2 separate regions of the Homo sapiens genome follow, and region 1 is linked to region 2. Evidence: read pairs that join two places in POLR2A ChIA-PET (ENCODE). Cell type or tissue: Caco-2. All regions are shown on one strand. Each heading gives the region's core, and the rest is flanking DNA. Links, peaks and the distances in the headings are about the cores only.

The links. Peaks named below come from ENCODE experiments on the same cell type or tissue, not always from the same donor. Only the 100,000 strongest peaks of a DNase experiment are listed, where the experiment ranks them.
Region 1: POLR2A ChIA-PET joins it to region 2 with 5 read pairs; 2 of 35 experiments call an interaction of 5 or more read pairs at or near these places.

What each region holds. Positions count from the first base shown.
Region 1 is chr2:208,206,329-208,210,727 of GRCh38, forward strand. It overlaps the pseudogene RPSAP27. Among named protein-coding and RNA genes, the nearest start is that of C2orf80, 18 kb to the left of the region's middle. In Caco-2, for the core only: no CTCF peak of the experiment used is centred there; no DNase peak of the experiment used is centred there.
Region 2 is chr2:207,783,443-207,787,841 of GRCh38, forward strand. No RefSeq gene overlaps it. Among named protein-coding and RNA genes, the nearest start is that of FZD5, 16 kb to the left of the region's middle. RefSeq lists an enhancer at 1-38. In Caco-2, for the core only: no CTCF peak of the experiment used is centred there; a DNase peak (open chromatin) is centred at 1,669.

The DNA.
Region 1 (4,399 bases), core at 174-4,173, 420 kb after region 2:
AGCCTCATGAAACTGTTACAAAAACTACGTGGGTTTATTCATGTGTACAACTTAAAACAGTACGTAGGTTTGCAGCGGCAGGGTCTGGAAAAGGGGTGGCAGGTGCCACATCCAGCCATGAAGGTGGCAAATGGAAGCCCCTGAAACAGCTCAAGAAGCAGGCCAAGGAGATGGACGAGGAAGATGGGGCTCTCTAGCAGACACACAAGGAGGGCAGCAGAAACTGGAGATGCTGAAAGCGAGGCCGTGGCGAAGGGCCTCTGGACGCAGTGGAGTTAGGAATCCTGACACAAAGCAAGCTGCTCCTTGTGCCTGAGGCAAGGGTGGCCCTTGATCCATTCCTAGTTAAACACTTGGATTCCCTGCCATAGCACATTTTGCCACCTATAGCTGGAATGAGGTGTTGTCTTGAAGCTTGTTGTACATTTAGAAATAATCTTTCATAAAAAACAAAAATAAAAAATACTGTGCCTCATTGGATCTTTGTTTTTCCTCAGCCTTAGCTGTGAATTTAAAGTCAGCCCAGCCCAGCATCCTGCCAGAGCTTGCTCTTTGGTCTTAGTCTGACTGAATTCTGTATCATCTGGAAATAAACTAGCTCATTTGAAAGACCAAAAAAAGGCCGGGCGCGGTGGCTCACGCCTGTAATCCCAGCACTTTGGGAGGCCGAGGTGGCCGGATCACAAGGTCAGGAGATGAGACCATCCTGGCTAACACGGTGAAACCCCGTCTCTACTAAAAATACAAAAAATTAGCCGGGCGTAGCGGCGGGCGCCTGTAGTCCCAGCTACTCGGGAGGCTGAGGCAGAAGAATGGCGTGAACCTGGGAGGCGGAGCTTGCAGTGAGCCGAGATGGCACCACTGCACTCCAGCCTGGGCGACAGAGCCAAACTCCGTCTCAAAACAAACAAACAAGCAAACAAAAAAATACATGGCACATCAAAAGTACTCATTAAATGACTTTTTTTTGAGACACAGCAAGACTCTGTCACCCACGTTGAAGTGCAGTGGTGCAATCTCAGCTCACTGCACCTTCGACTTCCTTGGCTCAAGCGATCCTCTCACCTCAGCCCTCCTGAGTAGCTGGGATTATAGGCAAGTCCCACCACGCCCGGCTAATTTTATTTATTTTTTGTAGAGGCAAGGTCTCACTATGTTGGCCAGGCTGGTCTTGAACTCCTGGACTCAAGCAATCCTCTTGCCTCAGCCTCCCAAAGTGCTGGGATTACAGGCATTAACCACCACACCCGGCCAATGGATGTTATTCATAATATTTTAACCAAAATAATACTATGCTGTTCTGTAGCCCCTTCTCCACCTTTTCTTCAGTCAACCACACATCATGAATATCTTTCCATGTCTGCAAATACACTCCTATCCCATTACAATTAAAGCCTGACAAGCGTTTCACTGTGTAAAGCTTCCACAACGAATCTGCCAATCCCTTATTGCCCCCTCTTTAAACAGATATCTTGGAATTCAGGGAAAGAAGGTGGAATATGTACAAGCTTGTTAACTTCTTCCAAGTATTGATAAAAAAAAAAAAAAAACTAAAAAATAAATAAAAATAGGGTAGGTTTTATGAGCCTTGAAACCAGGAAATAGTGCCAGCCCCGTTTCATAAACTCAGAACAATATTTCCCAATACAGCTTGACTCAAATGAGAGAAAGTGTCCATAATTCCCTTTAACACACTGTTCTCGGTACTTGATAAAAAATAACATAGAAGTTTTTCCATGCTACCTAAGAGGGATCTATATGGTGCTGTTCCTTATTCTCGTCATAACTTAAAGGGAAACTTTCACAATGTCCAGAGCCCTTTATGTCCTGCAAATGAAAGAGAAGGATGTCCTCAAATTTCTTGCAGCAGGAACCCACTAAGGTGGCACCAACCTTGACTTCCAAATGGAACAGTACATTACAAAAGGAAAAGTGACCATCATCAATCTGAAGAGGACCCGGGAGAAGTTTCTGCTGGCAGCTCGTGCCATTGAAAACCCCTCTGAGGTCAATGTCATGTCCTCTAGGAACACTGGCCAGGGGGCTGTGCTGAAGGTTGCTGCTGTCATGGGAGCCACTCTTATTGCTGGTAGCTTCACTCCTAGAACCTTCACTCACCAGATCCGGTCAGCCTTTTGGGAGTGTCTGCTGATGGTTACTGATTCCAGGGCTGACCACCAGCCTCTCGCAAAGGCATCTTGTGTTAACCTGCCCACCATTGCCTTGTGTCCTCTGCACTGTGTGGACATGGCCATCCCATACAACAACAAGAGAGCTTGCTAGTGGTTCCAAAGTGGTGGACGCTGGCCTGGGAATTTCTTTGCACACGTAGCACTTTCTCCCATGAACACCCATAGGAGGTCATGCCTGATCTCTCTTTCTAGAGATCCTGGAGAGATTGAAAAAGAAGAGCAGGCCACAGCTGGAAAAGCTGAGACCCAGGAGGAATTTCAGGGTGAATGGACTGCTCCAACTCCTGAGTTCGCTGCTACTGAGCCTGAGGTTGCAGACTGGCCTGAAGTTGCGCAGGTGCCCTCTGGGCCTATTCAGCAGGTCCCCACTGAAGACTGGAGCACTCAGCCTGCCGCTGAAACTGGTCTGCAGCTCCCGTGCTCAGGCCAGTGAACGGGTAGGAACAACCACTGAGTGATCTTAAACTGTTCTTCCACAGGCTCTTAAGCAACATGGAAATAAGGCTGATGGAAAATAAACATCAATTTCTTAAAAAAAAAAAGTTGAAGAAAGGCTCTAAAAGGATCTGAGCAGTGAAATAAATTAGGTTGACCTCAGTGCTCTCATAACTTTTTATAACATCTTCCATCTTGGTAAACTCAACCATCTTATTTTTAAAAAATATTTACATTATGGAAATAAGGTTTTTACAGTGCTCCCCCAAATAAAATTACAATATAACATAGAATATGTTGTTATCAAACAATACATCTCACCTCTCTTTCACTGCTGCCATGCTCTCTTTACTCTGTACTTTTAGTTGAGAATCACAATCTTTTTTTTTTTTTCGAGATAGTCTCGCTCTGTCGCCAGGCTGGAGTGCAGTCGCGCGATCTTGGCTCACTGCAACCTCCACCTCCCGGGTTCACGCCATTCTCCTGCCTCAGCCTCCCAAGTAGCTGGGACTACAGGTGCCCACCACCATGCCAGGCTAATTTTTGTATTTTTGGTAGAGACACGGTTTCACCATGTTGGCCAGGATGGTCTCTATCTCTTGACCTCGTGATCTGCCCGTCTCTGCTTCCCAAAGTGCTGGGATTACAGGCGTGAGCCACTGCGCCCAGCACAATCTTATTAATAGTTGTGTACGGAGCCCTGCAAGCAGAGCACACACCTCCTTCACCAACTCCATGGAACATTTCATGAAATTAATCTCAGAATCATGGTGTCAGAAAGAAGAGTCTTATTTTGTCACTTCAGTTAGATCATTAGTCACTAGGCACTTCCCTCTCCCCTTCCTGCTCAGGATCTAGTTTAACTGTTAGCTGTAAGTAGACTAGATAGAAGGTTTCAGAAACATACTAAGACTTCTGAGTTAGGCTTCATATTTAAGTGTTACCTCTGCCACAGAAGGCTGGGGACAGAGTTTATAATAGAGTTTCAATAATAATGATGAGCAATATTAATTTTCTGGTTCTTTTTATTAATATGAAATTCTTTATTTGGATCAACAGATAAATGATTATCAACAAAACAGTTTTCATTATGAGTGTAATTTTACTTCGACGAGCACGCTATAGACCTTTGGAACTATTCTAATGTAGAAAATGTATAGGTGTGATATAGAAAATACATTATCTATGTTGGCGTTGAAAAAGGTGGTCTGTTACTTATTCTCATTATGTTTTCCATATGTTCTTTTGCAAGCATAAACATAAAATGTATGTAATTTCAAAATCATTTAAATATGCAATTTTTATTTCTCCATGCAACCTCCAATTTCAGGTGTTGTTTTTCAATTTATTTATTTATTTATTTAGAGACAGAGTCTCACTCTGTCGCCCAGGCTGGAGAGCAATGGTGCGACCTCGGCTCACTGCAACTTCCGCCTCCTGGGTTCAAGCAATTCTCCTGCCTCAGCCTCCCAAGTAGCTGGGATTACAGGCACCCACCACCATGCCCAGCTAATTTTTTGTATTTTTAGTAGAGACAATAGAATCTCATCTTTACCACTTTCCATCTGTGGCAGATTATATTTTCTGAGATGACACAACAGTTCTCCTCAGGCTCTTCTTAAAAAGTGACATTGGCACTACTCTCATCAAGGTTGGGCAGGGGGTTCGTCCCCTCTCCTTGAATCTGGACAAGCCAGTAATTATAGTAGAAGTGAAAGTGTGTGACTTTCCAGGCTAGGTCTTAAAAGGCAATATATAAAATATTAGTCAAC
Region 2 (4,399 bases), core at 122-4,121:
AGCTACTTGGGGGGCTGAGGTGGGAGAATTGCCTGAGCTCAGGAGGCTGAGGCTGCAGGGAGCCAAGATCGTGCCACTGCACTGCAGCCTGAGTGACAAAGTGAGACCCTGTCTCAAAAATAAATAAAATAAAATACTATACTCAAATAAAAGGGGCAGATCTGTTGAGTCGTGAATTGAAGAATTTTGAAGAAAATGTTTGATTAAAGCTGAAAGGTAGTCTTGAAGCCCAGATATAAAATAGTCTCACTTCCCCAGAGATCAAAGACATTGCCCTGAAAGTGTGGGCTACATGAATGAGTACGAGAGAGAAGAGTGACCCTGAAAATGGCTTCTAGAAGGCACCTTCCTGACAGCTCTTCCCTTCCCATGGAATAAAGCAAAGCTGGGGACAGTGATGAAGTGTTTGGTCAGGTGGGGAGATAATAGGCCCAACTAGCAGTCAGATGCCTGTCTGAGCTCCCTCCTTAGTTACCTTTAGCTTGTCTTGGTCACTCAATATCTGACCTTGGACGAATCACCTATCTTATGGACAAGTGGATGAAATAGGATTCATTTATTCATTCCATTCTGATTACATGATCCCCTCCAGAAACTATTCCGGACTCTGGGGATGAGATGGTGAACACGTGGTTCCTGAGCTGGCTACCAACTCAGGCTAGACAGACTTCTCACATATTGTCATTCATATCAAAATATATAATACTAGGCCAGGCGTGGTGGCTCACGCCTGTAATCCCCCAACTTAGAGAGGCTGAGGTGAGAGGATTGCTTGAGCCCAGGAGTTTGAGATCAGCCCCTGGGCAACACTGGGAGATCCTGTCTCTACAAAAACTTAGCCAGGCATGGTAGCATGCACATGCAGTCCCAGGTACTTAGGAGGCTGAGGTGGGAGGATTGCTTGAGCCCAGGAGCTATGATTGTTCAACTACACTCCAGCCTGGGCAAACAAACAAACACACACACACACACACACACACACACCCATATATACATACATATATATATATATACACACACACACACACACACCCTCATATATACATACATATATATATATATATACACACACACACACACACACACACACACACATATGACTAGATCCTTTTTCAGAGGGGAAAATTATAGCTCAGAGAGATTAAGTGGCTTGTCCAAAGTCACATGCTTTATACGAGAAAGATAAAAAATTAAGTTTTTTTACCCTAAAATTTATGTCGTTTCTATTGAACTATGTCAGAGGCAGAGCCTGGAATGAGCAAGGCGGGTTGGGGGCAAAGAGGTCCACTTTGGTGGGACCAAGGAGACAGATGTAGAGAGTGACTCAGTGATAAGATTAAAAGGGTAGATGGGGCAACACTAGAGAGGGCTTTGGATGCCAAGATAATGATCTGGAATTTTGTTTAAGTGTTTGAGTGAGAGGCAGCATGCACAAAACTTTGTGTTGGGAGTGTAATCTAGCCATCCTAGGCTAAGCGGATTGTTGCAGAGGAGGTCTTCAGTTTAGGAGATTCCTGGAAACCATGATAGAAGCCCAGGAATGAAGTGAAGAGGCCCAAGCTAGGCTGGTGGGTGCAAAGGTAGAGAAAGACAGGCAGACATGAAGCCATCATTCCTCAGCCTACTCTGCCTGGACACGACTTTGACATTCCATAACACGCCTCCCTCCCTGGCAAGTCATAATTATCGTGACAGTTATCATCTCCAGTTTTGCAGGTGCATAATGCTGTGATTGTGCAAGATCTTGAGGGTCAAAGATCATCAGGTTCTACTTCCGTCTCTGGTTCTCTGTTCCCAGATTGTCACAGATTGAAAACTGATGGGGGCCATGTCTTCCAACAGAGATTCAGAACTGCACCCAGCCTGCTGGCTGTGTCCACCGAGAAATCAGAAACATAAATCCACTTCCTGAAAGCAAAGACTAAAGGGTAAAAGCAGTTCTTAAAAGTTATTTTTCTAGTATTCAAAATTCCAGAATTTTGATTGATTCTTTCATTAAAAGGGGGATAATTGGCCAGACGCGGTGGCTCAAGCCTGTAATCCCAGCACTTTGGAAGGCCAAGGCAGGTGGATCACGACGCCAGGAGTTCTAGACCAGCCTGGCCAATATGGTGAAGCCCCGTCTATACTAAAAATACAAAAATTAGCCGGGCGTGGTGGCACGCTCCTAGTCCCAGCTACTTGGGAGGCTGAGGCAGAAGAATCACTTGAACCTGGGAGACAGAGGTTGCAGTGAGCTGAGGTCGCACCACTGTACTCCAGCCTGGGCAACAGAGCAAGACTCCGTCTCAAAAAAAAAAGGGGGGGGGATTATTAAACTAATATGCAACTGTTAAAAAAATTGAGTATGAATGCTATTATGTAAAAAGGCCTATCCTCTATTGTTACGTGATAAAAGCAAGTAAAAACAATGTCATGTGCACTGCTTCTGCTAAAAGCATTATTTAACATCGTTTAAATATGAAGCCTGGGAGGCCATTCTCCAGGTCTGGGACAGGGTCGTGGAGAAGGGGACAGAATGGAAAAGCCAGTTTTTGCTTCTGCATTGTTATAGTAGTTTATAAGCAGGTTACGTTCCTAATGGAAAGGTTTTTTTAAAGCATTCAGAACATCCCAGAGCAGGTAACCCTCATACTGCCTTTCTCAAGCTCAAGACTACTTTAGGAAAATAGACAGAAATGCTGCTTAGGAAAATGCAGGCAGGGAGAGCAATAGTAAAGCCCTTCCTTGATTCTATGGACTTCTCCGGGCTAACTCCCCAACATACTGTAGTGTGGTTAAGAGCATGGACTTGTAAATTAGCTGGTCATGGTGGTGAGTACCTGTAATCCCAACTACTTGGGAGGCTGAGGCAGGAGAATCACTCTTGAACCCGGAAGTTGGAGACTGTAGTGAGCCGAGATCATGCCACTGCACACCAGCCTGGGTGATAGAGCAAGACTCTGCCCTCAGAAAAAAAAAAAGGAGCATGGACTTGTTTGGTTGAGCAAGTTACTTAATGTCTCTGGGCTTCAATTTCCTCAACCGTAAAATGGGCATGTTGTGATTAAGAGAGGTAAGATTAAATTAAATTAAATTAAATTAAATTACAATAAACATTAAGTTTGACATACTCATACAAGGATGTAATCTGTAGCCACAGAGTGATATTCACTAGCATGGAAAGATGTACAAAATACATTGTTGGTGAAAACAGCAAGTTATCAAACAGTATTTATAGACTAATCTCATTAAAATTATACACGGAATTCATTTTAAAAAATATTTTCTGAATTTTTGCAATGAGCATGTGTTACATTTAAAATCATAAAAGCCAATAAAGCTATTTTGATCTCGAAGAAAAAGATAAATATTTAAAATGTCACTTTGCGCACAGTGTCCAACACCCAGTTAAGCTTTCAATAATTACTGGCTATTACCGTTATTATCTACTTAACATATCAAACGCCTAAGTGACCTTCTACTTTCCCTTGACTCTTTAGATTTTTATTTACTTACCCATCTGTTAGAATGTGCACCCTATGAGGGCAGATTTTTTCAAGTTCTTTTAATTGTTTTTCTCCCCTGTTGACAAAAAGAATACATTCTTTCGGGAAAAAAGAAAAAAAAAAGAAATGTAAGAATCTGCCCTAATCTCAATCTCCAAAGATAATCATTGTAGATTATCTAAACACTGTTGGGCAACACTGAGAGCTTTTTCCTGTAAAGGGCTAGATAGTTAATATTTTTGGCTTTGTGGCCACACCATCTCTGTTGCAACCACTCAATTTTGCCCTTACAGCAGAAAAGCAATGTTAAGGAAAAATTATTCATGACTTTTTTTTTTTTTTTTGAGACAGAGTCTTCCTCTGTCACCCAGGCTGGAGTGCAGTGGCATGACCACGGCTCACTGCAGCCCCAACCTCCTGACTCAAGCAATCCTTCCACCTCGGCCTCCATCATAGTTGAGACTACAGTCTTGCACTACCATGGCCTGATAATTTTTTAATTTTTTGTAGAGACAGGTTCTCATTATATTGCTCAGGCTGGTTTTGAACTCCTGGGCTCAAATGAGCCTCCCTCCTTGACCTCCCAAAGTACTGGGATTACAGGTGTGAGCCACCAGACCTGGCTCACAACACTTGTTAAATATGGGAAGGGAGACTTTACTTAGGAGGCAACTATCACTGTAGGAATAGGGACCACCACAGTGGGGTCTTGCAGTGGGCTCAACTCCCGCAAGGGTAAGTGGAGATTTACAGCCAAGGAGCAGGCTTGGTGGCAGTGGATGGAAAATTACTCAGACGAAACATCAGGTGTAAGGGGGCTTCTTGCTAGACAAATTCAGTAGAATTCTTGTTGAAGGGAGACCAGGGTGATAAAGATATTGAGGGTGGGGGATGTTCACTAAACTAACGTA